2 separate regions of the Mus musculus genome follow, and region 1 is linked to region 2. The links are chromatin loops, found by intact Hi-C in ENCODE. Cell type or tissue: gastrocnemius. All regions are shown on one strand.

What was found. Peaks named below come from ENCODE experiments on the same cell type or tissue, not always from the same donor. Only the 100,000 strongest peaks of a DNase experiment are listed, where the experiment ranks them.
Region 1: a loop joins it to region 2, with 3 times the contacts of the local background. A loop is called at or near these places in 5 of 42 quality-filtered maps.

What each region holds. Positions count from the first base shown.
Region 1 is chr11:23,625,866-23,633,865 of GRCm38, reverse strand. It overlaps 0610010F05Rik (RIKEN cDNA 0610010F05 gene), which reads left to right and starts at 235. Exons shown (of 22, transcript NM_027860.3): 1 at 235-373; 2 at 2,532-2,661; 3 at 4,835-4,993. The coding sequence starts at 4,844. In gastrocnemius, a CTCF peak has its summit at 3,010 (motif pointing left); DNase peaks (open chromatin) are centred at 160 and 708; H3K4me3 peaks cover 1,092 bases; H3K27ac peaks cover 917 bases.
Region 2 is chr11:23,493,265-23,501,264 of GRCm38, reverse strand. Ahsa2 (AHA1, activator of heat shock protein ATPase 2) reads left to right here and starts at 3,226. Exons shown (of 9, transcript NM_172391.4): 1 at 3,226-3,490; 2 at 4,384-4,574; 3 at 6,201-6,286; 4 at 7,872-7,986. The coding sequence starts at 3,411. It overlaps 1700030C12Rik (RIKEN cDNA 1700030C12 gene), which reads right to left and starts at 3,504. Exons shown (of 3, transcript NR_166706.1): 1 at 3,354-3,504; 2 at 2,680-2,803; 3 at 1,602-1,879. In gastrocnemius, no CTCF peak of the experiment used is centred here; DNase peaks (open chromatin) are centred at 1,778, 3,139, 3,641 and 4,368; H3K4me3 peaks cover 2,553 bases; H3K27ac peaks cover 1,910 bases.

The DNA.
Region 1 (8,000 bases), 130 kb before region 2:
GAGAGTGGGGACGCTGCACTGCGACAGGCCAGAGAGGACGAGCCAGAGAGGGCAGGGTGAAGAGCAGGCTCTGTGCAGCGGTGGGCTGCACTCTGGCACCGCCCGCACCCGCCCACCCGCAGGATCTCGTCGCTCATTGGATGCTCTGCTGCGGCGCTAGCTTGCGATTGGCCCGGGCGCGTCGATCAGGCCCCGCCCCTCGGCGCTCTTGCTGGGCGGCTGGCTAGCGGGCGCAGGCGGGTGCGGCCGCGGCTCGTGAGGCCGCCTCAGCCTGGCGTGTGCGCCGGGTCGCGCCGTTCTGGGCGCGAGCGCGGGCGGTGCTGGCCGCTGCAGGTGACACCGGCGCGGTGAGGGCCGCCGCGGCCCTGTGGAGGTGAGAGAGACGCTGAGAGGCTGGGGCACCCACTCGGAAGCTGGAGTGGGGCGAGGGCCGGGAGCGCCGCTGCCCATCCGGGCGGGCGGACTGGCGGGCGGGCGGGCGGTGCGGGGCCCCGCTGCCCGGAAGCCCGCGGACGCCCGGGCGCTGCCTGCGGCCCCGTCCCGCCGCCGCCCTCGCCTACGCTCTTGGCGACGGAGCCCAGCTTCGGTCGCCGGACTCCGGCCCTCACAGTCCCCGCCAGGCTGCTTTCCGATGCCTTTGTCTGCTCCTCTCCAGCCCGCGCCTCGAGTCGGTGTCCACGCCGCGGAATCCCGGTCCCGAGGACGCGCCGCGCAGGGAGCCTCGGACCCGGGCTTGGAAAGGCTACTTACCCGGGTGGGCAGTGATGTCCGGTCTTTCAGAATCAGAGCCAACCGGCTGGGTCACACGTGTGGATGAGAGTCAGGAAGTCTGTTGTAGATCAGGACTAACAGCCTCCCTCTGCTGTGCCAGAGGCCTTCCACCTGTCCCTGTGACCACCCCCCACCTCCACTCCCTCCTCTGCCTAGGGAAAGATCAAGAGCCCCCTTTTCATTGAAAAATGAAAAGCAGATGCTTGTCCATATGAATAAGCCAAAATAAGGAATAGGTTATGTTCTTTAAAGGTGTAAAATGTTAAAACAATAGAATTTTTATATTTTAGTAAATAATGTTATTTATTTACTAAATATATTATACCTTAAACACTTTTAAAGTATGGTGTCATGCATGAGAGGATAATTTTGAGTTTTAGATATTTTCTTTTGGTCATAGTTTTTTATACGTTTATACCTTTCTCCAGAATGAGATGCATGTGCCAGCTGTTCTAAGACTGTATGTTATTCATACCCTAAAGGAAACATTCTCAGAGATTAGTTTAACTAGAATACACAGTAGTTTTTTTCCCTTGATTGGAAAGATTCAATTGTGTCAACAGAAAAAAAATTCACACCCAAGTTACTTAAATCATCCATTACCACGAATAAATGAGTATTATATTTGAAATATACAAGTTTTTAAGAATTTGATGGAGACATCTTTCTTGTTATTTTAATTAAGTGCTGGGAACTTAGCTCATTTGTGGAGTACACTGCCACCACCACCACCAAAAACAGAAAATAAATTTTAATTAAATATCTGAAAGTTAAAAGTGAAAAAGCAGCACACAAGGGGTCTTTGTCTTGAGTTCTACTTTAAACTGTTTAGTCGCCTTTTCTCCTTTCCAGTGCTGGTTGTCCAACCCAGGGCCTCGCACATCTCCATTCCCATCCTAAACGTCTTCCTAAGGTCCAAACAAATTATAATTAAACACCGCTTTCCAAATCATTTGTCCTCAGGAAAAGGAATGCACACATTACCCATGTAAGCAGAGAACAACATTTTGTTCACTGAAGATTAAGATTCCACATTATTTAATGTGTGTACTTAAATATTCATATAAATTGTAAATCTTCAGCTTGGAGTGGGTTCCAAAAGATACATTGTTTCTTTAAGGCTTTGAGACTTTATTAAGTCAGCAAACATTTTTTGGCACTATCTGTTTTGCTGGGGTTTTTTTTTGTTTGTTTGTTTGTTTTTTTTTGAGGAATCAAAGAGCTGAGTGTGTCTGAACACACTTGAAATCCCTGTGCTCTAAGACGGGAAGATCATGAGTTAGAAGCCAGCCTGGACTACAAAGCCAGACCTACCCCAGGTGGATAAAAATGAAATTCTGTTCTGGGCAGTGCTTTCTAAGGGATTCAACAAAATTCTTGAAAAATTTTATGTCAGTAACAGCCAAAATAGGATAAGGAAAAACAATTGCCATAATAAATTGTGGTGCACATTTTGCATGCCAGACACTGTGCTGGGTACTTTATGGTATTGTTTAATTCTCACAATAATCTTAAAAGTAGTTATTATTTTCCTTATAGCAAGCCCAAGATTGCACTGCTAGAAATGGAGCAGCTTGGTAAGTATTCATAGCCTGTTTTATTGGCAGCATACTTCATGCTATGCTTTGTTATCTTTATGAATCTGTTTAAGAATCTCAGAAGTGCTACTGCTACAGACATCCAGTCCTCACTGTGTCAGGTGATTTTCTTACCAAGGATCACAGAAAGAGAGCACCTATGGTTTGACTTTTGTTTTGCAGATGAGGAAACTGAGACACGGATTATCTGAATTAGACAATATCTTAATGGTAGAACCAAGATATAAAGTTGGACAGTTTGACTTCAGAATCTATACTTGTAACTCGTACATTGTACTGGGCCTTCAGTAAGGTACATCTCAGAAAGCTATAACTTTACAATGCTTAATTTTTTGTGTGTTTCTTTTGTATTTTAGATTTATTCGCTTTTATTTTATGTGTGCCTTGTGTTTGCTTGCTTGCATGTATCTGGATGTACCATATATTTGTCTAGTGCCTATGAAGGCCAAAAGAGGGCATTATAGCCCTGTAACTGGAGTTATAGACAGTTGTAAGAAACCACTTGGTTGCTGGGACCCAAACCCAGGTCCTGTGTGATAACATCAAGTGCTCTTAACTGTTGCTTTTTAATGTTTATGCAGACACATAGGATTGTATTGTTTTAGCTGACATTTGATGCCCTATGACCCTGTTTATATAAACAGCCACCTAGTGGTAATGACTGCTTCTACATTTCTACTCAGTGTGCTATTTTAAATGTCCCAATCCTAGGAAGTATCTTTTGTCTTTACATATCATGTCTCATTTCTCTGGGAGGTGCTTTTATTATCTTCACAAGGTGATCCTTTTTGTTCTCTCTGTACTGTCTGTCATAGGCTTTTAATGTGGCTTGTGATGATGCTAAAACTCAAACCAGACCTTCAGACTCTGGGCACACTGCTCTTGGTCGGTTAGTCATCTTTGCCCTACGTTATGCCACACTTTTCCACAGAGCATCTCCTATTTTCAAGTGGCATTCCCAAGCTAGAAACTAAGACAGCTAAACTAAGAAAACATGACTAGCCATAAACCTTTACCAGTGTTTTCTTCTTTAATTCTGTGTTCCAACTTCGGCTGCAGTGCCTGACACATAATGGAGTATTCGTAAATGCGTGGGTAAAATAGTATGTCTTAAATCCATTGACATAAAGAGCTTCCTGAAATATTTTAGCTTTGGGTGGATGGGTAGTTTCTTTTTCTTTCCTTTCTTTGTATAATTTCCCCAGCCTGCCTCATGGGCCAAAGCTTTCAGGGTTGTGAAATTAAAACATAATTGGCTTTCTGTTAGAGTCTGTCCTTTCCATCCTAGACCACCATCTCCACCTCTCTACTTCTCCTTAGAGAATGAAGAGAACATAGATTGGAAAGTGAACCCTTACTCTGCATCTTATTAGATCTATGGCATTGTGCAAATTACTTAACTCCTCCAAACCTGTTTCCTTATGTTGTAAAATCAGGACAAGCTCTGCTTTCATAGCGATCACAGGCTCCTGTGCCTCTCCATGGCTGCCTCCATTTTGGCTCTTAAGGTTTTTTTCCAGTACCCATTTTCTGCCAGATCAGTCAGGTCAGTTTCACATTGCTTCAGAAAATAGTGTTGAAAAAGAACTTTCCAGAGAGAAGTTGTTTCAAACATACAAAAATAACAGCGCTATAATAGATAGACAGCATTATAACAACCACAGATCTATTAACTGCTGTGTTAAGTTGCTAGGCTATTTCATTTTATTATGTCTACAAGTTCAGCAGGCTCAGCCACGGTCCATTATTTGTGCCATGAGCAGTCACTCAAGGAGAAACGAGGAGGGGATTATGTAGGAACAGAATGAGATTATACTACTTTCAGCAAGCTTCGTATTTTGATTTTTTTCGTGGTTTGATGCTATTATCTATGAATAGTCAGTATATAAACTGCATGCTTAGTGACTTTTTCAGAAAATAAAGTACACTCAACTTTTCCTGAACATTTTATTTGGAAAAAAATTTAACACATAGCAGAGACAAAGTTTGGGGTTTTTTTTGTTTGTTTGTTTTTAATAAAAACCCAAATACCTGTCACCTGGAGTTTGCCACTAAGATTCTGCCTTTTAAGCCAGGCAGTGGTGGCGCACGCCTTTAAGCCCAGCACTCAGGAGGCAGAGGCAGGTGGATTTCTGAATTTGAGGCCAGCCTGGTCTACAGAGTGAGTTCCAGGACAGCCAGGGCTACATAGAGAAACCCCATCTTGAAACAAACAAACAAAAGATTCTGCCTTTTTACTACATATTTAATTCATTCTTATATGTACCCATCTTTCAAGTCATAATATTCAAAGCTTTTATGTTTGAAGCGATTTTAGATGAGTATTTGGTGTTTGCTTTATACCAGTTTTATTTTTTTTTTCTTTATATAGTGGCAGGTAACTTTTAGGAATGGACTAGTCCACAATGTTCTGGAAACATCTGAATTTCAGATGTAATAATACTGTGTGTTTTCCCTATTTCTAGCTCTAAAAGATGAGTCGTGGATATCCAGAAAACAATAATTTTCTGAATAATAATAACCAAATGGTATTGGATATGATTCTTTATCCATTGATTGGAATCCCTCAGACCATCAACTGGGAAACTGTGGCAAGGCTTGTGCCTGGATTAACGCCCAAAGAGGTGAGTAACAGTCTCTGGGCCCCTCCTGGAGTACAGACGGCAGCAGCAACACCCAAAGAGGTGAGTAACAGTCTCTGGGCTCCTCCTGGAGTACAGACGGCAGCAGCAGCACCGGAAAGCGGATGCTCCCACCCCGCCCGGTGAGATGGAAAGAAACATCGAAGTAAAAAAAAGTATATCTATCTTATTTTGTGTTAGTGTTTTACTTCATTGATTTCTGTGCACCACGTTCTTATAGTGCTAAAGGAGACCAGAGGAGAGCATTATATCTTCTGTAACATTAATATAATCCTAACACTCAGGAGTTTGAGGCCAGCCTAGTCTACAGAGCAAGTTCCAGGACAGCCAGATAAATAAATAATTTTTTATAGACAAACAAATAATATAAGAACACAGGCTGGCCTTGAACTCAGATCTACCTGCCTCTGCCTCCCCAGCTCTGGGATTAAAGGCGTGCCACCATCATCCTGTTGTGATGAACATTTAAAGCATTTTTTGGTATAGATTAAATTATAAGGAGAAAAGCAAATGGACTCTGAAATACGGATAGCCTAGTCATCCTGATAACATAATTGACTTTATTAATTTTATACTCAGAATCAAACTTTAAGGATTCTTATAGGAGAAGCATAGTCTTTTCCTACACTCACGGACACTAGTTTGAGATTTAGAAGCCAGTTTTTGTCATGCTTTGGGTTTGGTGGGTTATTGAATATAACTTACTTAATTCTGTTTTATGTGCATTAGTGTGAGGGAGTCAGACTCTCCTAGAACTGGAGTCACAGACAGTGATGAGCTGCCATGTGGGTGCCGGGAATTGAACCTGGATCCAATGGAAGAGCAGCCAGTGCTCTTAACCACTAACCCATCTCTCCAGCCCCTGATATTTGTGGGGTTTTTTATATGAAATTTACAGCTCAGGGTGAAGTATCTTCTGCCTTAACCTCCAAAATGTTGGGATTATAAGAGTGCACCACTATACCTGGAACTCACTATGAAATCCAAGCTGGCCTGGAACTCAAAGATTCTCCTGCCTCAGCCTCTGGAGTACTGGAATTACAGTATCCAATAATTCCACTGATGGTTTCATTTTTACTTATTTACTCTCAGTGTTGGGTTTTCTTGTTCTGTTTTTTTTTTTTTTTCTCTTCAGTTTAGGACTTCTAGTTTGTCTTAATGTCACTGAAGTAAAAATCATGGTAAAACATTCCATCTTTTACAGTCCAGACACAGACAAAAAACAACAAAAACTATTTATGTAAAAAATGGTTTAGTACATGAGATGAAACAGAATTCAAATATGAACTTAAAACGTAACAAGAAAGGCCATCTCTATCATTTATCTCCTTGAAAAGTGTATATGAATATCAAGTCAAACTTAGCAGGGAAAATCTGTGTTAACATGTTGCCTAGATGGACTCCAAGTAGACCACAGGACTACTGTCTTGAAATGGCCTCAGGAGGTTCTGCCATCTAATGGGTAACAGTGAAAACATTTGTTTCAAATGGAAGAGGGTAGACAAGGACAGAACAGCTGCCCAGGGGAGAGTCAGATTTCTTTTTCTTTTTCTTTTTCTTTTCTTTTCTTTCTTTCTTTCTTTTTTTTTTTTTTTTTTTTTTTTTTTTTTTTTTTTTTTGGTAGCCTATCACCCCTGCCTTCTAGGAAAACTCTGTGGCCTCCCCTTCACCATTAGGCATTGTCTAGTCCAAGATAGTTTTATTTCTGTCAATTTTGCTTCCTTCGGGGGCCTCCTTGGCAGCTTTGGCATCTTCATAGGTAGAGTGCTTCCCTAGTATGTCTGAGGCCCTGGGATCAGTCCTTAGTACAACAATAGCCTGAGATATGCAATAGAAGAAAAGAAAATATAGTGTTACAAGTCAGATCCCCCTGGATTTGCTTTCCAGTAAAAGTTGGAATTAGATTTTATTGAGGCTAGGGGTATTGCTTAGTAGCTCAGCTAGTACTGTCATCAGACAGTGGGTTCAGTTCCTAATCCCAGGTTAGGGTGAATTCTATGGCCATACCACTCAGAACATACCCAGTCTCATTTGATCTCTAAAGCTAAGCAAGGTCAGGCCTGGTTAATACTTAGATGATGACAGAATTAGGGATTATTCCTGATGGAAACACATAATACAAAAATAAAAGCCAGAAGCCAAGTATTTTATTTACTAATATTGTCAACTGATAACAGATATATACCAAAGGGAAATATAGCTGATAAAGATAATCTTTACTCTTCTTCAAGAGCATATGTACATGATTCCTTTGAGTTAAGTATTTTTTACTTTGTTATTTTAATATTTTATGTCTGGGATGTTTTGTCTGCATGTGTTTGTACCATGTACCTGGTGCCCTTGGAGGCCCTGGAACTGGAATTAATAGATGGTTATGAGCTATGTGGGTTATAGGAATTGAACCTGGGTTTTTTGAAAGAGCATCCAGTGATCTTAACATTTAGCTATCTCTCTAGCCCTGAGTTAACACATTTCTAAAAACAACTTCTACTCTGACTTTTTTTAAATTAGATATTTTCTTCATTTACATTTCAAATGCTATCCCAAAAGTCCCCCAGACCCTCCCCCACCCCGACTCCCCTACCCACCCACTCCCACTTCTTAGCCCTGACATTCCCCCGTACTGAGGTATATAAAGTTTGCAAGACCAAGGGGCCTTTCTTCCCAATGATGGCCGACTAGGCCATCTTCTGCTACATATGCAACTAGAGACACGAGCTCTGGGGGTACTGGTTAGTTCATATTGTTGTTTCACCTATAGGGTTGCAGACCCCTTCAGCTCCTTGGGTAATTTCTCTAGCTCCTCCATTGGGAGCCCTGTGATCCATCCAATAGCTGACTGTGAGCATCCACTTCTGTGTTTGCTAGGCCCCGGCATAGCCTCACAAGAGACAGCTATATCAGGGTCCTTTCAGCAAAATCTTGCTGGTGTATGCAATGGTGTCAGCGTTTGGAGGCTGATTATGGGATGGATCCCCGGGTATGGCAG
Region 2 (8,000 bases):
GGGGCACAGCACAGCAGAATCCTAATGACCCAGGTGCACACTGTGAACTCTCATCTTGGAAGCAATGCACTAACTGCACAATGGTAGTTCCAGATTAATGCTTGACTTGCAAAGAAAGTTTGAAGAAATTATTAGAAAATGAAAGAGAGCCAACATTGGGACTCCAAGAAAGAAAAAAAAATCATTAAAGTTATGAAATAAGTTTTGCACAACATTTGAGAGTGGTTCCTGGATAAGCAAGTATAGAATATGTAAGATCTTATATTAGTATAATTAAGTTAAAACACTGGGACTCTTAGGAGAGTCATTGTGCGCAATGTGCAGAAGCAGAAAGCTAGTGGAACTGTTGAGTTAAGGGTTAACTTGATTCTTTCTGGTCACTGCCTGGCAGCTTTGTCCATGTCATTTATCATCAGAGCTTCATAAGAAAATACAAGTAGCTGGGCTCTGAGCTCTGAAGTATAATAAGTTAAAGTTTAAATAATAAGTTTGCAATTATTATATTGTCTGTTGACCTGGGAATAGGGAAGCTTGAAATTTTGGGGAACAATTGTAGTTCTTGATTCTTTGTGGGACATGGTTATTCTTTTGAATTTGATTTGGCAATGATTATACAATGTCTTTTTTTTTTAACCTGCTTTTGGAGTATCAATAAAAGATGGGGCAAGAAAAAGGCAAGAGAGCGAGTGAGAGAGCAAGTGAGGTGAATGCGGAGAGTGAATGAAGAGTGAGTGAAGAGAGAATGTGAGGTGTGTATGGAAAATGTGTGTGGGAGTGAAAGGAAAGTGTGTGTGCAATGCTTGTGGAGGGTGTGTGTGAGAGTAAAAGGGGAACACACAGAGGTGTGTGTGAGTGTGAGAGTTCAAGAAAAGAAAAGCACACAGAAGAAAAGCAGAATACACAATTGAATGCAGAGTGTGTGCCGCCTCAAGCTGCGAGCGAGTGGGAGAGAGAGAGAGAGCAGGGAATGAGAGAGAAGAAAACCTTTAAGCCTTGAAAAGTTGCCTGCCAGCTTGTACTCAGAGTGAATAGAGTAGTCTGTGTCTATTCACTATGAATCTTCCAGTAGAGAACTCCGATCCTGTGTTGAGGCTGGACCCTGACAAAGACTCAAGACCAATGAAGCACCCTGTCCATTGAGTCCTATACTCTCTCCAAACATCACGTGTCCCCTCAGGCGTCTTGCCTGAGTCTGCATCATATGACTGACTTCTTCACATATCAAACTTGCTTTTTCACTAGAATGTAGTGATTTTTCACACATGATAAAGATTATATACACGATGTACGTAGAAGCCGTCTTATTCCTGGGGTCCACATGATGGAAGCAGAGAACTGACTCTGGGACGCTGTCCTCTGTCCTCCACACCTCAACTGTGGACTGTGGATGAGTGTGAACAAACTCACAATAATAGACGAAACAAAGAATCTAAAAGCGCCTGGCGTGGTGGCGCACGCCTTTAATCCCAGCACTCAGGAGGCAGAGGCAGGCAGATTTCTGAGTTTGAGGCCGGCTTGGTCTACAGAGTGAGTTCCAGGTCAGCCAGGACTACACAGAGAAACCCTGTCTTGAAAAACCAAAAAAAAAAAAAAACTAAAAGCACAATTATCAAGCCCATGTTTTGGAGAAGGACACAAATTCAGTCTGTTTACACCAAACAATTACAGTTTAAGGGTACACCCCTCTGCCTCCCACCAGCACCCAGTGAGCCTCGTGTGACTCCACTTTTCATGTCCTGAAATCATGGCTTCCTTCCCACTGCAGCCCACTGTCCAGGTCATCTCTCTTCCATCTGTGGCTGGACTTCTTCCCCTTTGATCAGCTGTCTTCAGACTCACTGCCAGGCAAGGATTTTCTTTTTCCATTGTTTTATCATTTCTTGAAAATTAAAGAAAGCTTCAATTAACTTTGGACATCTGAAATTGCTTAAATGTCTCAATTATTGTTATGGTCTATAAATGCCCCCCCCAGGGGGTGTGGGAACACCATGGTTTTGTTCACTAGCTATTGACCCAGTACTTTTTCTAGGACAGTTTCTTTCGGGGCCACCTTCCCCACTCTTTTACTTTTTCCATTGTTTCTTTCCCATTTTTGCAATGTCTTATTGGAGGTCATTTTTAAATCGCAGATCTGAAGAGTGCTTCAGGGTCCATTGGTCTCCTAGACTCACAATCGAGTTACATTCCAGTAAATTTATTTCTACTGGGAGTAGTTCTTGTATATTTTGGTATTTATACATTTTAGTGATTGTAGCAGCTTCTACCCTCAGAAGTCTTATTTTCTGTCAGGTTCAAATGAACATATCTAAATCTTATCATGAAATGTTTTATCAGGAGCAAACAGAAGAACTGGATGAAAAGTAGGCACACAAAGTACACGCCAATCATCGCTAGAGTCTTGCCTTCTGTCAGCTGTGCCTTTGGTATGATCAGTTGAACTAACAATGCCGTTTGATTTGGGGGGGGGGGTCACAGCATTGCTTCAGCAGTTTGAATGATGTAACTTCTCGAAGAACACATCGAAATGCAATAGCTCCAATAAACACCATAGCCCTTTCAGCTTGTTTTGCTGATAAGCAGACCACTGAATGGCAAGTGCACAGAGCAGCCAGGTCCTTCCCCATCTCCCATTGAACTACCTATTTTATTTGTTAAAATAATCTCCTAAGAAACACTTTCCAGATGGTGGCTTCAGTTTTTGCTAGAAGGTGAAAAACGATGGAAAGAATTAATAAACCCTTATTGTAACTGTATCCACAATCCCAGGCACTTGCAAGCACGATCTTTTGTCTCTAGAGGATCACTGCATGGAAAAAAAAAAAGCATTCTTTCAGTAAACCCTCGCGGGCCTCTGCTTAGGGACCTGCGCAGCTCCCATCCCAAGGGCCTCAGAAAATGGACAACCCGCTCTGGTACGAGCCCTGGGCGGAGTCTCGGTCGTTCGTAGAAAGCCCTGGCCAGAAGCCTCGCTGGGCAGCAGGAGCCAGCGGCAAGAACAAGGCGAACCAGGGGTTACAAAGCGGAGGGCTAGGGCCAGGGCGGAGCCTTAGGACCGGGGGGCGGGGCGAAGTCGGGGAGGAGCCTAGCAGAAGACAGCGCCAGGAGGCATAGGGCGGGGTCTTAGGGCAGAGAGGCGGGGCGAAGTCGGGGGTGGGGTGGGGGAGAAGCCTGCAGAGGGCGGCGCCCAGAGGTGTGGCATATTGGGGGCGTAACCGGGCTTGGGGCAGAGTCGATGTGGGGTGGAGCTGGCTGCGGGGAGCGGACAGCGGGGGGCGGGGCAGGCTGTGGCCGGGGCGGCCCGGGGCGGGGACTTCTGGCACTTTCTGGGAGCTGCGGGCGATCGGCTCACAGACCTTCTGGCCGGAAACCCGCGCGCTCCCGCTACCAGGGCCGTCGTCGTCAGCGCCGCCATGGCCAAGTGGGGCCAGGGGGACCCGCGCTGGATCGTGGAGGAGCGGGAGGACGGGACCAACGTGAACAACTGGCACTGGTGCGGTGGGCCCCGGGCGCGAGCAGGCGGGCGGGCTCCTGGGAGGGCCGCGCGGCGCCGCAGCACGGCTGCCCGTGGCGGGAGACGGTTCCTAACTGCGCTGGTCCTACGGCTTCAGGCTCCTCCTGAAGTTGGGCGAGCTCCAGAAGGGACTTCTGTCTCACCCTACCGGACAGCTGTGCCTCGGTCGCCCCTCACCCAGCCATCCTCGGCCTTGAGATGCGTAGTGCGCGTGCGTGCGCCGACGGTGCTGTGTCCGTGTGCAGTAGGAAGGCAGGGACTTGGATCTCACTTTCTTTGCTTTGTCTCAGTTTGCACTAGTTATCTGCCCCCCTTTGTGTCTCAGGAATACCGGGAGATGTCTGCCTCTTTGGCGGGCATTGGGGAAAGCTGAGGGAAGCAGAGCCCAGACTGCACCATAAGATGACTTAGCTGTCCTGAAAGAATTATGTTCTAGGCTGGATTCTATGATTAGGACACTGACGTCTCAGGCTGCTCTTTGTCCCCTTAGATGAGAACATTAGAGAGAATGCATAAGATAAATATGGAAATGCCAGATAACTGATATTGTGGTTAAGGCTATTTAAATGACTACCACCGTTACAGGTGGCCGCAGCTTAGCCAATCCATTTCCTGGGGTGGAGATTGCTGGACCCTTTTCCCCGGGGCCATTGTTTTTAAGATTACCCATTATTATATGGTGAATAATAGTGTCTTAAGAAACTGAGCAACAGGCTTAGAAGATACCTAGTAGAAACCTCGTCAGAGAAGCACATTTGCGAGTTGGAGGCTGCTTGAATACCAGGACTCACCTGGTCTGGGTTTGGATGGCATCCTGGCTGCTCAGATGGAGACCAGCTGGGCCATTCACCTGTCTTTCTATTCTCTGGCAGGACAGAGCGGGATGCCACCATTTGGTCCAAGGGGAAGCTCCGAGAGCTCCTGGTTGGCATTGCTATGGAGAATGAGGCTGGCCGATGTGAGATCAGTGAGTTGAAACAGGTGGAAGGTGAGGCTTCATGTAACAGCCGCAAAGGGAAGCTTATTTTCTTCTATGAGTGGAACATCAAGCTGGCCTGGAAAGGTAATGGGGGTCCTGGCAAGAGGCAGGTTGGGGACACCCTGTGTACAGTCTTAACGTTTAGTAGCAGTAGCTGATGTTCGGATGTGCTTGGTGTTGCTATGTTCTGAAAGCTGCACTTCACTACTCTAGATGCCTGAGGGGCAGTTCTTTCTCAGTTAAGCCCTTTTACCAGCATCTGTGACTAGGGCCTTAATGCAGCTGCCACCTGCCACCCTTCCTCCACAGATGCCTGCTTCCCTTAAAAATGTTTAATTATTTCAAAACTTAAAAAATTATTTCTGTGTGTGTGCGCACATACTTGGGTGTCGTAGCACGTGTAGAAGGCAGAGTTGGTTGGTAGCAAGTGCTTTTGCCTCTTGCTAGCTTATCTTTGTTGTCTTAATTCTATTATGTGTGTGGGCATGTGTGCCATGGTGGGCATGTGAGGTGCAAGGACACAGGAATTTAATTCAAGTCACTAGGCCCCAGCAGTAAGTTCCTTATCCATTGAGCCATCTTGTCAGCCCTCCCTTGGGGACTTTATCCTAAGATTGGGTTCTTTGGACAATCCATATAGATAGAATCCTGTCATACATAAAACTCTCTGCTTTCATTCCACCTTGTACCATGTTTTAGTACTTTATGCTGTTTTTATGTGCATTGTGTGGACAGAGCACATTTTATCTCTTTACCTGTTGATGGACCTTTTTGTTCATAGTTGTCTTGACTTTACCAAGACACGTGGTACTTAGCTTATGGTTCAATACTTGTTGACATGACCAAAGGTCAATCATAGGGAAAGGGAGAGAACAAGGAGAGATGTGGGTATGGAAGACCGACCGTATTGTGTTAAGAACTCGGGTGTCTGCCTAGAGTTGGCTACTTTCTGTGTAGTTTGTTAAGATGAAGCTCACTGAGCCTTCCTTGGCCTCTGAGTCAGGGAGGTGTCAAACATCAAAGCAGTCCTACTAAGTTCCCTGCAAGTTAAGACTAGCTTGGGCCACAATAAAAAGATCCCATTTCACAAGAAAGCTAAGAGCTTGGGATGTAGCTCAGCATCTGAATGCTTGCCTAGTGTGCAGAGGGCTCTAGGTTAATGCACGTGCGTGTAAGCAGCATCACGCCTGACTCTTGCATTGCCCTCACTTTCTCTGTGGTTGCTGCTGGTCCTAATGACCCCATCAGCTTGTTTCACTCCTTGACATCTCAAGTTGCAGAGGTGAATGGAGATCCAGAGCTGACCTTTGCATTTTAGCACACCTGTCTCCTACAACCATTCCCTTCATTGAATTTAGCCAGAGTAGCACTTCTGGAGCCTCACCTTATTTTGTAGCAGTGAGCTGCTTTAGATGATGCCAGAGTATCTCAATGTGGATGCATCTGAATATTGTTCCAGTTGCATGGTCCTGCCGGTGTGCCCCGTACGCATTTTAATCAAAACTATTTTAAATACTCCCCCTGGCCCTAGATGAGTATACTGAAAGGGGATAGGTGTGTTGTGTACCATGTTGGCTGGTCCCTGTCTTGGTTGGTCTCTGATGTGGTCATAACCCTGAAAGGGGAGTGAGGCCACATATGGGCTATTCATTCAAGCAGAGGTCTTTTGCATAAACCAGTTATTAATTGGATCCACTTTGCTTATTTTAGGTACAGTTAAAGAATCTGGTGCAAAACACAAGGGACTTATTGAAATACCCAGCCTTTCTGAAGAAAACGAAATCAATGACACTGAGGTATCTGCTGGTGCTCTCCTGTTCTCTGGTTAAGCTTCAGCTATAGGTGTTGGACATTTGCAAACTGCTCATTAGATTGGTCCTGTGGAAGTTGTGAATTATGGGGGTTGTCTGCCACTGTGTTATACACTGTGGGTGTCTGAGAGATGGAGCAGAGGTGTGGAAAAGGAGGAAGTCCTAGGAAACTTCAGACTCCCAGGACCAAGTATAGTACCTGGGCAGGGGAGTGACAGCAGGCAGCCTAGCTCTTACCTGTGCAGTTAGTTCATCGATGCTTTCAGGTTAAATGTGACAAGGCATGTGCTGGGAAGTGCTTGAGCCATGTGCATGGCTTACTGAATTAGACTGTTTGTTTCCCCTTAATGGGGACAGTTCTCAGCCTTTAGGTGTCCTTTTTGGATTCATCTCATCACTTCTTTATGCCTGTCTTGCCTCTTCGAATTGCCTCTGGGATTCAGGACCATTGTACAGCACCTGTAATCCCAAATCTAGACAGTCTAGCCAAAGTCTAACATAGAGCAAGCAGCATTTCTGAGGTCTTGCCTTTACTGAAGGTCACTGAGGTCATGTCTCATACCTTCAGACTTAGCTTGTTGTACTCTGGTGCTGCTGTTCCCCACAGCGCTCATGAGAAGTGCAGCTTTCTGGTGGCATATTAAACAGATCTAAAGTATGCTGCAGTAGAATCTAGCAGAGCAGATGCCAGACTTAGGCGCAGTTCAGCGCAGAATTACTGGGACCTGCAATAGTTTGAGACTAGCACCAGCCGGGCGTGGTGGCGCACGCCTTTAATCCCAGCACTCAAGGAGACAGAGGCAGGCGGATTTCTGAGTTCGAGGACAGCCTGGTCTACAGAGTGAGTTCCAGGACAGCTAGGGCTACACAGAGAAACCCTGTCTCGAAAAACCGAGAGAAAAAAAGGATAGCAAACCACTTGATACATCCCTGTCTCTTCATTTCTGTTGCTCTCATCCATTTTTCCTCTCCCAAATGATTTACCTCTCTACCGAGAGTATATAATTCAAGTCCAGGTTATGCGGGAACTTCTTGGTTAGAAGCTTCAGGTTTGTAGACCAGCATTATTCAGTATAAATGCCACCCACATACTGCAATTTAAAATTCTCTAGTATCCACATTAAAAACCAGGTAAGTAATTAAAAACTTTTAATCCAGGGGAGAGTAAATATGAGTTTAGCATGCAGTTCACAAGTTATTGATGAGGTACTTTACTTTTTCTTGGTATTTAGTCTTTGGAGTCTTCTGTGTGTACAGCATAGTTCAGATCATATACCTCATAAATGCTTAGCCACAGGTGGATACTGGCTGCCATACCAGACCATCTCTAGATAAAGCCACAAGCTATTTAACTCCTGTGCTTATACACACAACTTCAAAGGTAAATGAAATGGTTCATTTTATATTCCATCCTCAAAACGTTTTAAGATCTTAGATCCTCTGCAACTGTGAAGCAGCCTACGTCTCTGAACCACTCTCTCCCTCTGCCATCCAGTTACCAATAGGATCCAGTGTTTTAAGAATACATTTAACCAGTTTTTTCTTAGGTTTTTATTTTTCTGATTTGTAGGTGAACGTGAGTAAAAAGAAAGGAGATGGGGAAATACTGAAGGATCTCATGAGAACGACAGGCACCGCCAAGGTCAGGGAGGCCCTTGGAGAGTACCTGAAGGCACTCAAGACGGGTAAAGGCGGCAGC